3 separate regions of the Homo sapiens genome follow, and regions 2 and 3 are each linked to region 1. A link is an interaction called in ENCODE POLR2A ChIA-PET data of the cell type or tissue named here. Cell type or tissue: B cell. All regions are shown on one strand.

What was found. ChIA-PET counts read pairs that join two places held together with the same protein. Peaks named below come from ENCODE experiments on the same cell type or tissue, not always from the same donor. Only the 100,000 strongest peaks of a DNase experiment are listed, where the experiment ranks them.
Region 2: POLR2A ChIA-PET joins it to region 1 with 6 read pairs; 3 of 35 experiments call an interaction of 5 or more read pairs at or near these places.
Region 3: POLR2A ChIA-PET joins it to region 1 with 5 read pairs; 10 of 35 experiments call an interaction of 5 or more read pairs at or near these places.

The regions. Positions count from the first base shown.
Region 1 is chr11:65,565,238-65,567,737 of GRCh38, forward strand. No RefSeq gene overlaps it. Among named protein-coding and RNA genes, the nearest start is that of ZNRD2-DT, 3.9 kb to the right of the region's middle. In B cell, no CTCF peak of the experiment used is centred here; a DNase peak (open chromatin) is centred at 1,024; H3K27ac peaks cover 2,407 bases.
Region 2 is chr11:65,251,866-65,254,365 of GRCh38, forward strand. No RefSeq gene overlaps it. Among named protein-coding and RNA genes, the nearest start is that of POLA2, 8.8 kb to the right of the region's middle. In B cell, a CTCF peak has its summit at 2,376; no DNase peak of the experiment used is centred here.
Region 3 is chr11:65,323,540-65,326,039 of GRCh38, forward strand. It overlaps LOC124902691 (a long non-coding RNA gene), which reads left to right and starts at 206. Exons shown (of 2, transcript XR_007062728.1): 1 at 206-549. In B cell, no CTCF peak of the experiment used is centred here; no DNase peak of the experiment used is centred here; H3K27me3 peaks cover 254 bases.

The sequences.
Region 1 (2,500 bases):
TTATTTTTTTTTTGAGACAGAGTCTCACTCTGTTGCCAGGCTGGAGTGCAGTGGCACAATCTCAGCTCACTGCAGCCTCCACTTCCTGGGTTCAATCGATTCTTGTGTCACGGCTTCCTGAGTAGCTGGGATTACAGGCAGCCACCACCACCACTCCCAACTGATTTTTGTATTTTTAGTAGAGATGAGGTTTCACCATGTTGGTCAGGCTGATCTCGAACTCCTGGCCTCAGGTGATCTGCCCGCCTCGGCCTCCCAAAGTGTGGGATTACAGGCATGAACCACTGCGCCCGGCCTTGCTCATCAGCTTTAAAGATGAGGGATGGAAGTGATGAAGGCCTGGAGGGGACAAGGTTGCCCTAAAGCATTTCTCTCCAAAGACACTTTACTGAAAGTGGCTATTAAACCCCTCTAATGTGCCACTTACTGTGGGTAGTAAAACGATGGACACTGAGAGTTGGGATTGGAAATGAGATGAAACTACCTTCACGCTTGATAAATCAGGGGGCCCTTCTGCCCTGCCACTCTTCCCCGCCTTTTGAGCACGGGAGAAATCTACTGGTAAGAGCTCAGGCTCAAGAGGTACACTGGCTGCCAGCCGGGAGCCCCAGCCCTGCCACTCCCAACTGGGTGACTGTGGATACATCTCTCACTACTCCAGGCCTCAGCCTCCTCATTTGCAAATTGGGAATGATGATAAGACCTAGCTGCCAGTGTTGTCCTAAGGAATAAGCGAAATACTTCATAAAGAGCTCTTAACACAGTGCCTGGCCCAAAGAAAACACACACACCAAGTTGAGTGTGATTATTTTTATTGTTGTATCATCCAGCCACTTCCTGTTTCACAGAAATGTCAAGGTGATTCACATTGCAGTGAAAACCAAAAAAAAAAAAAAAAAAAAAAGAATAGCTGACCCCTTTTCAGTGCCTGTGTGAAAATACAAATGATAAGTTACGTTTTTCAGAGGCCAGGCAACATGGCATAGGCCACTTGTTGCCATGTGAACCATCCCCACCAAATCAGCCAGCCCAGGGGGAGCTGTAATTGAGCTGTGCATGACTGAGCTGCTGTGGGGTGCTCTATCACCCAGAAAAGAGCCTAACTACAGCCATGTCATCAGTGCCACAAGGAGGGACCAATTTGGACTGGCTCACATGAAACTGTGATTCCCTTCCCTCCCCCTCCCCCTCCTCCTTTCCCTCCTTTCTCTTCCCTGACTCCATGCTCTGTTGCCCAGGCTGGAGTGCAGTGGCAGGATCTCCACTCACTGCAACCTCCGCCTCCCAGTTCAAGCAATTCCCGTCTCAGCCTCATGAGTAGCTGGAACTACAGGCTCGCACCACCATGCCCAGCTAGTTTTTGTATTTTTAGTAGAGATGGGGTTTCACTATGTTGGCCAGGCTGGTCTCGAACTCCTGACCTCAAGTGATCTGCCAGTCTTGACCTCCCAAAGTGCTGGGATTAAAGTTGTGAGCCACCATGCCTGGCTGAAGGTGTGATATATTGTCGGCAAGGGAAGGGTGTGAAAGAGCCCAAGCCCATTGCTCCACAGACACTGGCCTGTCCACTGTGACTGCTGCGAATAGGTTTTACCACCAACACCTGTGAGCACCTTCTATGTCAAGGACTGTGAAGCATCTGAGATCTTACCCACTTGCAAGCTACCAAGGTAGCCCGTCAGGTTCAAGAATGCTGGCAGAATACAGGAGAGTCCTGGGTCAGAGACAAAGGACTTGATCGCTGTGCAGCAAACAGCATGAGCACCAGCATATTTCCGTTAGTTCCTTTTGACCCTAAGTCCCATGGGGGTGATGCTGATGGGCTCAGGCAAGTGTGGGCACACAGAGCGAATTACATTGTGGGAGAGGACCCTAAGCTTAGGAAACTCAAAGCCAGTAAGCATGGCTGTCCTTTGCTCTGGAGGGAGACACTATCTCCATCTTCCATAGCTGTTCCCTAGATAAACATCTTTGAAGCTGGCGCGGTGGCTCAGGCCTGTAATCCTACCACTTTGGGAGGCTGAGGTGGGCAGATCACCTGAAGTCGGGAGCTTGAGACTAGTCTGGCCAACATGGTGAAACACCGTCTCTACTAGAAATAAAAATTTAAAAAATTGGCTGGGCGCGGTGGCTCATGCCTATAATCCCAGCACTTTGGGAGGCCGAGACGGGCAGATCACGAGGTCAGGAGATCGAGACCATCGTGGCTAACACAGTGAAATCCTGTCTCTACTAAAAATGCAAAAAAAATTAATCGGGCGTGGTGGCAGGTGCCTGTAGTCCCAGCTACTTGGGAGGCTGAGGCAGGAGAATGGCGTGAATCCAGGAGGCAGAGCTTGCAGTGAGCCGAGATCGCACCATTGCACTCCAGCCTGGGCAACAGAGCAAGATGCCGTCTCAAAAAAAAAAAAAAAATTAGCCAGCTGTGGTGGCGCATGCCTGTAATCCCACTCCAGTGGGTGAGGCACAAGAATTGCTTGAACCTGGAAGGTGGAGGTGG
Region 2 (2,500 bases), 310 kb before region 1:
TCACAGCCATACCCCAGAACATCACTGCCGGACAGGTGATAACTGGACCAATAGATCTCCTGTCCGAGCCGTGTCAGGGATAGGGACCTGCTGGGGGTCTTCATTCTGCTGAGCAAGGACCCAAAGCTTGAGCAATGCTTGAGGGTCTCTGAGCCCCAGTGGCAGATCTTAAACCACAGCAGCTCCTCCTCTTTGGGCCTGGGCAGTGAGGCCTGTCTGGATATATGACCAGAGCACCGTGGCCTCCTCCAGCATCACTGAGCAGGGGCAAAGCTACAGCGGAGTGCTGAACCTTCAAATCACCTTTTAAACTTTCTTTTAATCAAGATATAACCGGCCGGGCGCGGTGGCTCATGCCTGTAATCCCAGCACTTTGGAAGGCCAAGGTGGGCAGATCACCTGAGGTCGGGAGTTCGAGACCAGCCTGGCCAACATGGAGAAACCCCGTCTCTACTAAAAATACAAAATTAGCCGGGCATGGTGGCGCATGCCTGTAATCCCAGCTACTAGGGAGGCTAAGGCAGGAGAATCACTTGAACCTGGGAGGCAGAGGTTGTGGTGAGCTGAGATTGCGCCACTGCACTCCAGCCTGGGCAACAAGAGTGAAACTCTGTCTCAAAAAAAAAAAAAAAAAAAAGAGATATAACCTTTTCCATTAAATGTAAATTTAAGTACAGCTGGATAACTTTTATATTTTGTTTTGCCTATGTTTGAATTTCATATAAACAAAACCATATAGAATGTATTCCTTAGGCTGGGCACGGTGGCTGGGTGACAGGGTGAGACTCCGCCTCAAAAAAAAAAAGAATGTATTCTTTTTTTTTTTTTTAGACAGAGTCTTGCTCTGTCACCCAGGCTGGAGTGCAGTGGTGCAATCTCGGCTCACTGTAACCTCCACCTCTTGGGTTCAAGCGATTCTCCTGCCTCAGCCTCCTGAGTACCTGTGATTACAGGCACCCGCCACCATGCCCAGCTAATTTTTGTATTTTTAGTAGACATGGGTTTTCGTCATGTTGGCCAGGCTGGTCTTGAACTCCTGACCTCAGGCGATCTGCCCGCCTCGGCCTCCCAAAGTGCTAGGATTACAGGCGTGAGCCACCGTGCCTGGCCCAAGCTTTGTTTTTTTAAATCTTGCCTCCCACTATGCAGAAAGCCTCAGTTTCAGATAACAGCACGGAGGGATTTTGGGAGGAAGAAAATTTGAATAACAACAATATTGATGTTGGCAAGGATGTGGAGAAAAGGAAACTCTTTTTTTTTTTTTTTGAGACAGAGTCTCCCTCTGTTGCCCAGGCTGGAGTGCAGTGGCGCGACCTTGGCTCACTGCAATCTCTGCCTCCTGGGTTCAAGTGATTCTCCTGCCTCAGCCTCCTGAGTAGCTGGGATTACAGGCGCCTGCCACCATGCCGGCTAATTTTTGTATTTTTAGTAGAGATGGGGTTTCACCATGTTGGCCAGGCTGGTCTTGAACTCCTGACCTCAAGTGATCCACCAGCCTCAGATTCCCAAAGTGCAGGGATTACAGGTGTAAGCCATCATGCCAGGCCAAAAAGGGAACTCTTATACACTATTGGGGGATTGTAAATTAGTACAACTTCTATGGAAGACAATACAAGGGTTTCTCAAAGAACTAAAAATAGAACTAACATGTGCTCCAGCAATCTCACTATTGAGTGTCTACCCAAAGCAATCATTACATCGAAAAGGTACCTGCACCAGTACATTTACCACAGCACTATTCACAAGAGCAAAGACATGGAATCAACCTAAGTGTCCATCAACAGATGATTGGATAAAGAAAATGTGGTACATATACACCATGGAATACTATTGGGTCATAAAAAAGAATGAAATCATGTATTTTGCAGTCACATGGATGGAACTGGAGGACATACATGGATGGAACTGGAGGACATTCATGGATGGAACTGGAGGACATTAAGTAAAACAAATCAGACACAGAAAGACAAATACTGCACATTCTCAATTCTAAGAGGGAGCTAAATAATATGTACACATGGACGTAGAGTGTGGAATGGTAGAGAACTGAGACTCAGAAGGGTGAGTGGGGGTGAATGGGGGTAGGTGATCAGAGATTACTGAATGGATACAATGTGTGTTATTTAGGTGACAGATACCCTAAAAGTCCTGACTTCACCACTACACAATCTATGCATGTAACAAAATTACACTCACACCCCATAAAGTTATACACATGAAATAAATAAATAGTGTAAAAGACAGTCCTGGAGAAACTCAGACCAGACCCTGAGGACCATGCTACACTGCCACCACCTGGTGGCAATATACCTACAGTGTAGGGCGGTGCCTCCCAAAATTCCCAAATTCCCGACTTCTGGAGAGCATCAAAAATAAATAAAACATGTACTCACACTACTGAACTGTACACTTACAAACGGTTAAGATCATACATGTTATGTTATGTGTTTTTACCACAATTAAAACACAGATGACTAGGCGTGGTGGCTCACGCCTGTAA
Region 3 (2,500 bases), 240 kb before region 1:
TGACAGAGTCTCACTCTGTCACCTGGGCTAGAGTGCAGTGGCACAATCTCGGCTCACTGCAACCTCCGCTTCCCAGATTCAAGCAATTCTTCTGCCTCAGCCTCTCGAGTAGCTGGGATTGCAGATGCCTGCCACTGCTCCCAGCTAATTTTGTGTATTTTTAGTAGAGACGGGGTTTCACCATGTTGGCCAGGCTGGTCTCGAACTTCTGACCCCAGTTGATCCGCCCGCCTCAGCCTCCCAAAGTGCTGGTATTACAGGCATGAGCCACCATGCCCGTCCAGGAAAGGTGTTACAAATGGTTGCAGTGTGTGATGAAGGAAAGAACTGGGGCTCGGGAAGGGCGGGACTGTGAAGCTGGAACACAGGCTGGCGGCAGCAGGGAAGAGTTTCGCTGGCCAGGCTGACGCTGAGGCGATGGGGTGCTGCTGAAGGACGTGAAAGCAGAAGAGATAGGTGGTCAGATCTAGACCTGAGGAACGACATCACCCACGCCAGGTCGGGGATGGAGGTAGCCATGGCAGGCATGAGCAGGAGGACTGGACCCAGGTGAGGATGGTGGAGACAGAGAGGAGGGGAGTGGCCTAAGGTGGGGCCCGGTGGCCCCTTCTTCCACCCTCAGCCAGTTCTTTTCTACCTGTGTGACCTTGGAATCCCAGACACCCACCACTCCCCCAGCCTTTCACAAACATTACACAGTGTGTGTGTGTGTGTGTGTGTGTGTGTGTGTGTGTGTGTGTGTGTGAGAATGCATTTTTTTATTATTTCTGGACATTTTATTTATTTATTTATTTATTTCGAGACGGAGTCTTGCTCTGTCGCCCAGGCTAGAGTGCAGTGGCACGATCTCAGCTCACTACAACCTCCGCCTCCCAGGTTCAAGCGATTCTCCTGCCTCAGCCTCCCGAGTAGCTGGGATTACAGGTGCCTGCCACCATGCCCGGCTAATTATTTTTGTTTTTGTTTTGAGATGGAGTCTTGCTCTGGTGCCAGGCTGGAGTGCAGTGGCACGATCTGAGCTCACTGCAATCTCCGCCTCCCGGGTTCAAGCGATTCCCCTGCCTCAGCCTCCCGAGTAGTTGAGACTACAGGCATGCACCACCACGCCCAGTTAATTTTTTGTATTTTAGTAGAGACGGGGTTTCACCATCTTGGCCATGTTGTGATCCTCCTGCCTTGGCCTCCCAAAGTGCTGGGATTACAGGTGTGAGCCACCGCACCCGGTGCCCAGCTAATTTTTGTAGGCCAATTTTTGTATTTTTAGTAGAGACAGGATTTTGTCTTGTTGGTCTCGAACTCCTCACCTCAGGTGATCTGCCCACCTTGGCCTCCCAAAGTGCTGGGATTATGGACGTGAGCCACTGTGCCCGGCCTTATTTTATTATTATTTTTTTTTTGATACTGAGTCTGGCTCTGTCGCCCAGGGTGGAGTACAGTGGCACGCTCACTGCAACCTCCACCTCCTGGGTTCAAGAGATTCTCCTCCCTCAGCCTCCCGAGTAGCTGGGATTACAGGCACATGCCACCGTGCTCGGCTAATTTTTGTAGTTTTGGTATAGATGGGTTTTCACCATGTTAGCCAGGATGGTCTCGATTTCCTGACCTGATCCTCCTGCCTCGGCCTCCCAAAGTGCTGGGATTACAGGCGTGAGCCATCGTGCCCAGCCTTTTATTTTTATTTTTTGTAGAGATGAGGTTTTGCCATGTTGCCCTAGCTGGTCTCAAACTCCTGGGCTCAAGTGATCCTCCCTCCTCGGCCTCCCAAAATGCTGGAATTACAGGTATGAGCCACTGCACTCAGCCCGCATTTTTTTTTTTATTGTGGTAAAATATATATAATATAAAATTTACCATTTTAAGTATACATTTCAGTGGCATTAACTACATTTACGTTATTTTGCAACAATCACCACCATCCATCTCCAGAATTGTTTTCATGTTTCCAAACGGAAGCTGTGTCTCCATCAAACATTAGCTCCCATTCTCCCCACCCCCTAGTCCCTGCAACCACCATGCTACTTTCTGTCTCTATAAATCTGACTACTCTAAGTACCTCATTGTTAGCATCATGTCCTCAAGGTTCATCCATGTTGTAACATATGTCCCAATGGCCTTCCTTTTTAAGGCTGAATAATATTCCATTGTATACATGTATATACTACACTTTGTGTATCCATTTGTTCGTCCATGGACACTCAGGCTGGATGTACCGTTTAGCTATGGTGAATAGTGCTGCTATAAACAAGGGTGCACAAATATCTGTTCAAGACCTTGCTTTCAGTTCGTTTGGGTAAATACCCAGAAGTGGAATGGCCGGATCACATTTTTAATTTTTTGAGGAACTGCCATATTGTTTTCCATTGTGTCTATACCAATTTACATTCCCACCAAACTTTATGTTTTTGTTTCCCTTTTTTTTCTTTTTTTGAGACAGAGTTTCGCTCTTGTTGCCCAGGCTGGAGCGCTATGGTGCAATCTCCACTCACTGCAACCTCCGCCT